3 separate regions of the Homo sapiens genome follow, and all the other regions are linked to region 3. The links are chromatin contacts, found by Hi-C in ENCODE. All regions are on one chromosome and are shown on one strand. The core of a region is the stretch at or near the end of the contact, and the rest is flanking DNA. Distances in the headings are between cores, read along the strand shown. Region 1 holds the start of GTF3C4 (general transcription factor IIIC subunit 4). Region 2 holds the start of MRPS2 (mitochondrial ribosomal protein S2). Region 3 holds the start of BRD3 (bromodomain containing 3).

Region 1 (3,429 bases), core at 57-2,556, 1.4 Mb before region 3:
GTAGACTCTTAATCTCTTTAGGATTGGGAGGGCCTGGAAGAAAAAGATCTAGCTATGTTAATAGAGATTCTTTGCAGATGCAAATGTCCACCCCGCCCGCCCCCCCCAAAGAACAGCTTTGCAAAGCCATTTCAAAATGTGGCAAAGAAACATGTTTAGGGGTAATATTTTAACTTTCTTCTTTGTCACATAATGTTAGGCCAGAGCCAGTTTGGAAAGTAAGTCACGATATATAGGGTTAAATGAAAGCCATCTGATGAGAATTTATGGTTTGTAGGGCATGACTCTTCCCAGACAGGAATGTGGGCAAGATAAAAAAAAAAATCAGAGCTTAGTCCGCACTCAGTCGAGGAAACTGGCTTAGAGAAGTTAAGCTTTGGCCTGGGACTTGCGCCGGAACTTCAGGTCCTACCTTCCACGGGAAACAGCCTCTAATTCCTTCCTTTACTTTTCTAGGCGCAGGAGCCAGCTCCCCGCCCCTCCACACCGCTCCACTCCCCGCTTCCAGGCGCATCCCTGCGGGTGGTGTTCCGGTTAGAGACACGTGTTTCGGCGCAACTTGTCCCGAAGCTGCCCGGTGTCTTTCTCCCGCTTAACTCCGTGAATGACTCGAAACCCGACTCCAAGGCACGGCTGCAGCTCGCGGCGCGCCCACAGCCGGGCCGCGGGTGGGGACGGAGCTGAAGCCGGGTCAGAACTCACCCGACTCGCCTGGGCTGGGGGACGTCTGGAGAACGTCCTGGGGTTGTCGAAGAGCGAACCGTCGGCGGCTGCCATGGTCTGCGTGGGTGACGCGTGGTGCAGCAGCGAGCCCGGTGCGCAGACTGCTGGGCCCGGGACCCCACGTGGGACGCGCGAGGACCCTGCGCCACCGCCCCTTCCGGGTCCGGAACGGCTCCAGCTGTACGGACTCGTCCCGAGGGGAGCCGGGGACGGCGGCACCGGGCGGGTAGGGACAAGACTACCGCGCGTGCCCCCGCCTGGTGGCAGCCCCTCTCTGCGTCCCTCGCGGCCTGGCAAAATTACATTCGGCCGAGAGTTCACGCTGGGGAAGCTCTCTGAATGCCTCTGAGAAGCGAGATCCGGCGCCATCTCACCGACGAGCCTCCCCTTTACCGCCCCGTGCGTTTCCTCAGCACTTTAGGAACTAAAGCCTGTCTGGGTAGCTCCCTAACAGGCTCTGGAGCTCAATCCCTGGGCAGGGAAAAGGGGGTCCTCGGGGCTCCCCGCTCGCTGTCCTTTTTCTGGACAGGCAGTTCCTTGGCCACCTGGTAGGGCCGCGTTGCCTGGCAACGGCGGGGTCCTTCTTGGCTCGGCGGCGCTCGGGGCCTGAGGGGAGAAAACCGCCGCGGAGGGCGCTGGGGGTGGCGGCGGCGGTCCGGGAGGTGGTCGCGCGACTGCGTGGAGCGCCAGGGCGTCCGACCTCTGCACCTGAGAGAAGATGAACACGGCCGACCAGGCCCGGGTGGGGCCCGCGGACGACGGGCCTGCGCCGTCTGGGGAGGAGGAGGGAGAGGGGGGCGGCGAGGCGGGCGGGAAGGAGCCAGCAGCGGACGCGGCCCCGGGGCCCAGCGCTGCATTCCGCCTCATGGTGACTCGGCGGGAGCCGGCCGTGAAGCTGCAGTATGCGGTGAGCGGCCTGGAACCGCTGGCTTGGTCCGAGGACCACCGCGTGTCTGTGTCCACGGCCCGCAGCATCGCTGTGCTGGAGCTCATCTGCGACGTGCACAACCCGGGCCAGGACCTGGTTATCCACCGCACCTCGGTGCCCGCACCGCTCAACAGCTGTCTCCTCAAAGTAAGTCATCCCCCGCCATCCCTGGGGTCTTCCCCTGTCCCCCTCTCGCGGCCGCATCATCCGTCCCAGGGGAATCCGATCCCACACTCTGTCCGGGGATTTCCCTCTTCGCACCGAGCGCTGGGGATTTATTAAGCAGCCAGGGTTACCACAGCTTAAAAAAAAAAAAAGAAAAGCTCTGCAGCTGTCTGCACCCTGTTTCCCCAGGTCACCCGCCGCCGCAAACACAGGTACACACCCAGGGGGCTTCCCGGAGTTGAGTCCCAGGAACCCCTCCTTCGCCCCTCCGTCGGGCCCGCACATGGAGCGGGTTACTCGATGGTGCTTTCTGAGACTCCACCCCCTGTAGATCCAACCCGGGGCCTGCCTCTGTCGTTGCTGCTATTGTTTGGGGCCGACTTTCCGAGGTTCTTGGCTGGCTTTGTCTACTGTGTGTGTCCTCCTCTCGCGCCTCTTTAGCTTCAGAAAAGAAAAACTGGTCCCATCCATTGTCTTAATTGTTTCAGTGACTTTATTATGAATGGTCCTCGCCTCTCCTTGGGCAAACGGGTAAATACTGGATCTCGGGGTTTGTACTTTAGTTTTTCTTTACTAGCTAAACATCTTTGGGATGTTGAATGAAAATAAAGATTCGAAACAACTACCTATCTTAAACTTCAAGCGCAAGGTCAAGTAGTAAGCCATAGCGTTCCTTTTAGTTGCTTAGAGGTGTAAAAACTTTCCATATATCCTTGATAGAGGTGTACGCTTACATGTGAACTGTCAGTGTATATTCATACATTCAATAGATATTTGAATACCATTCTGCTTGGTGCTGCCCCATGTTCTGGAAATAAAGCAGTGTACAAAACAGAACCCCTGCCCTCATGAAGCTTACATTCTTTGGCAAGTCAAGCACAAATGATAAGGTCCTGTCAGGTAGTGATAAGCACTGTAAAGATGTGTATCCGCACATAGAGAACATGTTTATGTGTTCGTAAACTCTTATTTTGGAAAACCATTGAAAATATGAGTCATTAGCTATAGGTAGGGTGCAGATAACCCTCATCACTTTGTAGCATACTTAATTCAAGTTTCAAACATCTTTCTGTTGTTAGATTGTTAGTCAGCTTGTATGACTAAGCTTCCTCTAAGATCTTCTTGAAGAAGATATGAACACATTTGTTCAAGTGTAAACAAATCAGATAGACAGATGCAACCCTATGAAATTGAGAAATACAAAAGGAGGGAGGCAGAAGAAAGGTGATTTAAAAGGTGTATCTTCTGCTGTAAAGGAATTTAACTGTTTCCAAGGATGTTCATCCGCACAGCAACTCAAGGAAAGTATGTATGTCAGTATAGTAGACATCGAATACCTTAGCAGAGAGAATGTAAAGAAAGGAGGGAGTAGTAAGGGGAGAGACTTATGGGGCAGGTCATCTGGTGGTGAATCTGCAGCAGTCCTAAAGAAGGTAGTGTTTGGTTTGTAAGAGGAAGGAAGGAAAGGGCATTCCAGGCGGCAGGAATGAGGCATTCATCCCATGTGCATACACGTTTAAGTCATGAACATAATTAATTATTGTTTGTATAATGACGGATCAGTACATGAGCTCAAGTAGGTCTTCTAGAGAGTCCGAGAAAGTAAGATGAGA
Region 2 (3,642 bases), core at 221-2,720, 1.4 Mb after region 3:
GAATGAGGATACTAACAGACCCTGCCCTAGAGGACTGTTGAGGGACCAAATGTGTGATGAGCACGGCAAGATGTTTGCACCTGCCTACAGGAATTGAGTTTCTTACTACTTCTTAGCCTGCAATGCCCTGTGGCAGCTCAGAGCTGGCTGAGTCTACAGCAAGACAGTGGAGGTGCTGCTGTGCTCACGCCCCGCAGCGGAGTTTCAGGGTAGAGAGGAGAGGAGACTCACCCGACACAAATCAGTGGAGCTGAGACCACAACTGGGCTTTCTCCCCCCACGGCCCTGCCCCCCACTGCCCTTATCCCCACTTCCTTGTATGAGGCTCTAGGGAGCACGGTCGCCGCTCACTGGCGGGCGATGACAGCGCGGGCCCCGGATGACCACTCGATCTTCTTGATTTCTGTAGCTAGGACCTTGGGGGTCTTGCGGGGTCTCTCACACACGGGGCTATCGAGCAGTGGACGCCAGGACCAGGCGGGCCCCAGCTTCCTCACCTGTAGCCCCGGAACCACCCCGGGTTGTTGAACCTGCCCGGCAGGTCCGCGCTCACGCGGTAGTAGTCGCTGGTCCTCTCCGGCGGGGCCGTGGCCTTGGGCGCCACAGGCTCCGCGCACGCTCTGGGGCATTCCTCAGCCATTGTGCCTGGAGGAGAAGCGGGACTCGGCGGCGTCCTGTTGCCAAGCGACGGCCAGGTCACGTGACTGGGGAGCGAGCGGAGGGGCCTTAAAGGCGCCGCGCGTGGGCCGGGTTCCTCTGCGGGTGGGTCCGGAACCTGCCGGGCGACTCCCCAAGGGCCGGGAAGGTCGGGACGGCGAGAGATTCCCTGCTGGGACCGTCGTGTGAGGCAGCCCCAGGCCCCCAGCCACCCGCGGGGGGACCGGGCCACCCCAGCATCAGGGCGTGGACTCCCGGGCGAAAGAAACCCCAGGGCCTGGGACCCCGCCAGCCGGGTGACGGGGTTTAAGCACTGCAGGTCCACTCGGCAGGCAACGATTGGACTTTTGCTGTCCAATGTACTCCAGGGATGCTATGCCCCCCAGCACCCCGAGTCTAAATTGAGACCCGAGATCTGGCTAACTTTATGAAATTCTCCTAAGCCAAATATCGTTTAAATATTACAAACAGTTTTGGAGAGCGAGAGGTTGCGCAGGACGTGGTTCACAGCTCACTTGGCGGGAGGCGAGGGTCCCCATCGCCCAGCGGGCTTCCCCAAGGGTCAGGGGCCTCCCGGGCTGGCCGGTCCCATTAGCAGGGCGGGGCGAGCTGCAGGGCGAGGACCGTGGCTCCACTCCCCGCCCGAGACTCTCAAGCCCAGGACCCCGGGCCCTGACCCCTCGCGTGCCCCGCCCCCGCAGGGAGGTCCCAGCCGCCTGGGGACAGCGCTGTGGCTCCTCCGGGCCTGTAGGCGGCACTGCGGCCCCGCGCGGATGGCGACGGAAGGGGAGGCCGCTCGGCCTGGCCTGGAGGGAGACCTCGCTCTGCCCCGCGTCCCAGCCATGGCGACATCCTCGGCCGCGCTGCCCCGAATACTCGGCGCGGGTGAGCGCGCGCTTGCGGGACCCTGGGGAGGAGCATGCGAGGAGGATGCGGAGGGGCGCGGGGACCCGATGGAGCGGCGGGGACGTGGAGGGGACCCGGGGCGAGCGCGGAGGGGACTCGGGGAGGGCGCGGGGACGCGGAGGGGACCCGTTAGGGACGCGGAGGGGCCCGTTGGGGATGCGGTGGGGAGCGGGCGTGGTGCATTCGGGACTCGGCGCCAGGACCTCTATCTACTTCCCCCCAGGTGCCCGGGCCCCGTCGCGCTGGTTGGGCTTTCTCGGGAAGGCGACCCCCCGGCCTGCTCGGCCGAGCCGCAGGACGCTTGGAAGCGCGACGGCCCTTATGATCCGCGAGTCGGAGGACAGCACCGGTAACACTGGGCGCCCAGCCGAGTTGGGTGGGAACGAGGAGAGGCCGGCAGCCGCGGGGGATGCGAACCCTAGAGGGGCCTGGGCGCTGCACGCGGTCGAAACTGCGCGCTCCGCTGGGCTCCTCCCACTCCCGTGCTCGCCGCCGCTCGGTCCTGCCTGACGTAGCACAGCGGGCTGAGGCCACCGCCTCACCATGGATAGGGTGAGAGGGAGCGGGCGGGCCAGTGGTTAGCACAGGCTTCGCTCCCTAGGGGGGTGTCACTGGACCACCGAGGCCCGGAGCCCCGAGCTCGCCCAGGCGGGCCCAAGTGACCTGGGGGCACTGGGCTTGGAGTCTGCCCACCTTGCTGGACTCCTGATGGGGACTTTCTGGCTGGCCACCTGAGACCACAAGGCGGGGAGGTGCCAGAAAGACCTGAGCAACCCGCTGGGCCCCTCTCTTTTTCTCCTCTGTCTTCCAAGTAAGACCAAGGGACGGGGTTGACCAGGTTCGACCAGGCTTACCCAGGAGCAAGGTCGGGATCAGAACCTGGCTCCAGCCCTCTGTTTCCTGAAAAGGTCCCTGTGCTTCCAGGTCTTTCCTGGGGCTGCTGGGCTCCCGGCTCCCCACCTCGGTGTCACAGAAGGCACTTGGGAGCAGGGGTGGGCGGGAACTGCGCTCTGCCTGTCTCTGCTGCCACCGGTGGGAGACGCAGCGTCGCTCCTCCTCCCTGCCGTAGATTTCAACGACAAGATTTTGAATGAGCCCCTCAAGCACTCTGACTTCTTCAATGTCAAGGAACTGTTTTCCGTGAGAAGCCTCTTCGATGCCCGAGTCCATCTGGGACACAAAGCTGGCTGTCGGCACAGGTAGGTGACACCCCCATCTGAGCCCGGGGCGGTTCCCAGGAGGAACCTGGGACCTGCTCTGGTTCTAGGGCCACTTTTGAACTGGCCTATGTCAGTTTTAGGTGATTACAGCCCCATCCTCCTCCACATGGGAATACAGAGCCCCACAGAGAAGCAGGAGTTTATTCCTCAGCTTGGCGGACGCTCTTGTGTGCCTTGGTGTGGCGCTCACAGCCCTTGATAGGGCAGGCCTGCTGGGGGTTGCAGGACTCCACGGGTTCAGAAATGGAAAGGCTGAGGGCAGAACCTGTAAGGTTGGTCCCCCCGGATCGGGCTGGGCCTTCTGGGCTGCGGGGAGGAGGAATGACTGGTCCTGTATTCTCACATGGTCATTTTGACTGCTGTGGGGGGAGGGGATGGGAGGGGCAGGTGGGAGGCCAGGGAGGAGGTTGGTGTGGGCGTTCAGGGTGAAGGTGGCGGGGCTTAAATCGCAGTAGCGGAAGAGCTGGAGCAGCAGGTGGACATGAGGCAGCAGGGCAGAGCCAGTGGGCCTTGGGCTGGGGTGGGAGGTGGCTGGGGCCGAAGGGATCAAACACCTGCTCTTCGGGTGGAGCCTGGTACTGGTTACTGAGATGGTGAAAACCAGGGGAGACCTGGGGGACATCACAAGCTTGGTTCCTACCAGGTATGAACCCTTTGCTGCCCCAGTGGAGAGGTCACACGGTTACCAGGAGGGATGGGCCTGGGCCCAGGGAGCCATCAGCATCGGGGGCTGGCAGGTGTTTCCAGAGCATCGGAAAAGGAGGTCCAAGGTGGAGCCCTGGGTGCTCCAGTGTTTGGAGTCAGTGAAGAGGGACAGCCGGGGGTAGGGGAGATGTGGTTCTCTGTTGATGCTGCTGAG
Region 3 (3,724 bases), core at 88-2,587:
ACACGAAGCTGCCTCTTGCAGTTCCAGCCCAATTACTCTGCCCACCAATGCACTACAGTCTCCCCTCCTGGTTAACTTTTGCAGACAATGACCAAGTTTAATGTAAGGGGGAGAAATCCCAGTATCTATTTCTGAGCAGAAAGCTTTCAACCAAAATTAAAGATCGCAACCACTCAAGGATTGGGTCGAACGGAGGAACCCACACGATGGACGCCGGGTCCCTGCCCCCGGTGGGTCTCGGCGGGCCGAGTTCTCGCCCTCCAGGGAAAGGAGGCCGCGCGAAGCCCCCATCCCGGCCCTGCCCCCGAACGAGCAACCGGTGGAATAAGACTTCCCGCACGCCCCAGCTTTATTCACAGAGAGCCCACCAGGGCCATGTGGGTGTACACGGTTCGGGGTGCGCATTTCTCCCCGGATGGGCTTGTATCACGTTGTCACTCCGGCGCCCCCCAAAAGTGGGAAGGAGGGGAAGCACCCCCGTCCCTCCCGCTCCAACTCGCCCTCGCCCGGATTAAGCGATTTTCAGGCTGATTTCAAAACGGGAACTGGGTCTCCCCCTGGTTTGGGTGCAATAATCCGGCAACTCAGGGGGGCTCAAAGTCAGCTCTGGGCCCGTAACTCTGGGAGGAGGCCGCGCAGAGCCCAGGGCCGAGCCCGGCCTTGCCCCCCGCCCCGGCCGCGGCGCGCGGCGACGGTCCCCAGGCGCGGGCCCCAGCAACGGCTCGGGAGCGAGGCCGGCGGAACAGGCGCGGGGAAAGTGGCCCCGCGGAGCGCACGGCCGCAGGCCGGGGCCGCCGCGCGCACCTTCCCCCTCCGCGTCCTCCCTGGGTTCCCCCTTCGAAAGATGGCGGGCGGAGGAAAGGGGGAAAAAAATCCCTTCCGTGAGGGAGGGCGCGCGGAGGCCGGGCTGGCGCGGGGCGCGCGGGCCGCGCCAACTCCGGGCTGCGCGCCCCGGCCGCAGCGACGCCCCGAGTCCGGGACGGAGGCGGCCAAGCGGGAGCGGGAGGAGGGGAGCGGAGCCCGCGCCACCGCCGCCGCCACCGCCGCCGCGACCCCGGGCGGCCGCCGCGCTTTGTTGCATCGTGGCCGCGCACAAAGGCGGCGGCGGCGGCGGCGGCCCCGGGCGCCCGGTTCACCCGGACGCGCCGGCGGACTGCGCGGGGCGCTCGGGGCCGCGCTCCCCGGCCCAGCCCGGCCCGCCGCCGCCCGCGCCGCCCGCCGCCCCGCGCGCGCAAGGAAGCAAGAGAAAGGCGTACTTGGCCTCGCGGCTCCGGCGGCCGTCCCCTCCCGGCCCGCGCGGCCGGCTCCTCTTTGGCTCGCCGGCCCCGGCAGCATAATAGACGCGCCGGAGCCGAGCAGGGCTCATGCGCTGCGCCGCGGCGCCTGGCGGGAGTCGTAGTCCGCGGCCGGGCCCGCGCCGGGGCCGCCCAGGGGAGGCCGCGGGCGCGCGGACTACATGTCCCGGCCCCGCCGGCGCCGCGCCCCGCCCCGGGGGCCCCCGCCCGCCCCGCCGACCCGGCCGAGAGCGGGCCTGGCCCGGGGGGCGCGCGGGGGCGGGGCTCGGCGCCCGCCCGGCAGGGCAACAACGCTGGGACCCCGTGGGCCGTTCCCCGCCCGGGCCCGCACGGCTCTCCTCACCCCGTGTCGGGGACAGCGCCTGGCGGCGGATTTTCCGGTGCCCCAGGACGGCATGGAAGAAGCGGGCACGCAGCCAGCACCGCAGCCCCCGTCCGGGCACCCCGAGGCCCGCGGGAGCCACCCTCGAACCCCGGCCGCGCACGGGCGGGGCGGCGCGCACCTGCCGGGAGCCCGTGTTTGTAAACAAACCGCGCGCCTAATTAGCCTGGCGGGAGCGCGCGCGCGGGGCGGGGGGCGGGGCGTCGGTGCGCGCGGGCAGGTCGGCCCCGCCCGGGGAGGAGCCGCGCTCTGCCGCGCCCTCCGTGTCACCATCTCCCCCACCCGACTTGCTGGGGCGCGGGCGCCCAAGTTCGCTGTTGCTGGAGAGGGCGCCAAGTCCCCAGAGCTGGCGAAGAGTTAGGGGTGCTCCCAGCTCTGCCTGGGGACCTTCTCGCCCCAAGCCCCGGTTTCCCCATCTGCCCAGTGAGGGGCGGGAACTAGATACCAGGTTCCCAGCCTGAGATTCCGGGAGAGGGCCACCCCTGGCCCTTTTTCTGTATCTTGAAAGGTTCAGCCCGTGGACACGTTTTGCATCTTGTTTTGGGTGATGACGACTCGGGTTTACACATAAATCAAGTTGTGGGGGGGGGGGTTTTGTTGTTTTTTTGGTTTTTGTTTTTTTTTTTTTTTTTTGAGACGTTAGTTTCGCTCTTGTCACCCAGGCTGGAGTGCTGTAGTGTAGTGAGTGGCTCGATCTCGGCTCACTGCAACGTCCGCCTCCCGGGTTCAAGCCATTCTCCTGGCTCAGCCTCCCGAGTAGCTGAGATTACAGGCACCCGCCACCACGCCCGGCTAATTTTTGTATTTTTTAGTAGAGATGGGGTTTCACCGTGTTGACTGGGCTGTTCTCAAACTCCTGACGTGAGATGATCCGCCCACCGCGGACTCCCAAAGTGCTGGGATTACAAGCGTGAGCCAACGCACCCGGCCACATAAATCAATTTTAATCCAGCTGTAACTTAAGGTGGTTACACGTTGTGTACATTAGACCCCAATAAAAACGTCAAAAACAAAACGAGGTTCCTTGGTGCCTGCTGAACCTGCCAACTGCAAGGTCGAGTTTCCTTGTGTGGGCTGCACCCACCCCAAGCCCCTGGGGTCCCCAGGTGTGTTCCAAGTTGAGCAGCAGCTCCACTGCCTGAAATGCACACATCTATGCAATATTCACAAAGTGAGTGCCAGCACAGAGACAATTCATCCCCATGCTCACCCAGAAGGCAGGTGTTCTGTTCCAGGCTGACAGGTAAGGAAACAGGCTCAGTGAGGCAAAGGGTCCTGCCCAAGGTCACAGAGCCAATTTGCAGGACGGCTGAGACCCAAAGCCCCGGGGTCTTAGGAAGAGTTTGCAGGGGAAGCCAACACCTTTCCCAATCCTGTCCCTCTGTTTCTGCTGGGAGCCCAGGACCTTCTCACACTCCAGGGCAAGGCTCTAGGACGAGGTTCCAGCCTTGCCTTTCTAGTTGGCAAAATGGACAAAGTGCAGTCCTCAGGCGCAGGAAGGTCGGGGAGGGGGAATATGAGAGGTGAGGATCTGCAGGCAGTTCCCTTAGAACTACCATCCTGGTTGTGTCCCCAAACCCCCGGTGCAGTTCCTCAACCTACAGGCTTCTGTGTTAGCCACCTTGGAGGCTGCAACCCATTCCTGCTGTCTGCATCTCATCTCCTTGGGTATCTTGAGCACTCTGACCACCAGGATGGCCACCTCACCACTTACACAGACCCCACTGCACTCCTCCCAAGGCTAGAACAAAAAGCCTTTCCGCCTGGTCTTGACCTCAAGGAACCCAGGTACATGCACACAGCAGGCTGCCCTGACCAGCCAGCGTGTCTGAGGCTGCTGACCAAATGCCCCCAACCCTTATGGGCCTCCCACTGCCCTAAGGTGACCCCCAGGAGTATGGCAGGAACCCAGGCGCTCCCTGGGCACTGGCTCTGATGGAAGCACCAAGGTCCCCTTCTTTCCCTTCCCGCTGCTCACCCACACATGAGTGGCCCGGATGGCTCCATGGAGCCAACTTTCCCGAGGCTGGAGAAGTCTCTAGGAAGC

Evidence for each region. Hi-C counts contacts between places; a loop is a spot of excess contacts on that map. Pooled maps may share reads with other maps.
Region 1: a pooled map shows a loop between it and region 3 (8-fold over the local background). The contact joins the promoter of GTF3C4 here to the promoter of BRD3 in region 3. A Hi-C loop is called at or near these places in 4 of 50 pooled maps.
Region 2: a loop to region 3 is called in a map of aorta, with 13 times the contacts of the local background. The contact joins the promoter of MRPS2 here to the promoter of BRD3 in region 3. A Hi-C loop is called at or near these places in 1 of 168 maps with a recorded cell type or tissue (aorta) and 11 of 50 pooled maps.

Annotation. Positions count from the first base shown.
Region 1 is chr9:132,669,158-132,672,586 of GRCh38, forward strand. GTF3C4 (general transcription factor IIIC subunit 4) reads left to right here and starts at 1,307. Exons shown (of 5, transcript NM_012204.4): 1 at 1,307-1,798. The coding sequence starts at 1,442. It overlaps DDX31 (DEAD-box helicase 31), which reads right to left and starts at 826. Exons shown (of 20, transcript NM_022779.9): 1 at 703-826. The coding sequence starts at 777. RefSeq lists enhancers at 683-1,550, 1,236-1,315 and silencers at 896-1,045, 1,466-1,595.
Region 2 is chr9:135,499,212-135,502,853 of GRCh38, forward strand. It overlaps MRPS2 (mitochondrial ribosomal protein S2), which reads left to right and starts at 1,471. Exons shown (of 4, transcript NM_016034.5): 1 at 1,471-1,542; 2 at 1,787-1,912; 3 at 2,633-2,762. The coding sequence starts at 1,500. It overlaps PIERCE1 (piercer of microtubule wall 1), which reads right to left and starts at 658. Exons shown (of 3, transcript NM_001048265.2): 1 at 498-658. The coding sequence starts at 640. RefSeq lists silencers at 761-930, 1,201-1,370, 1,581-1,740 and an enhancer at 1,696-2,320.
Region 3 is chr9:134,066,689-134,070,412 of GRCh38, forward strand. It overlaps BRD3 (bromodomain containing 3), which reads right to left and starts at 1,338. Exons shown (of 12, transcript NM_007371.4): 1 at 1,257-1,338. RefSeq lists silencers at 784-1,033, 1,214-1,943.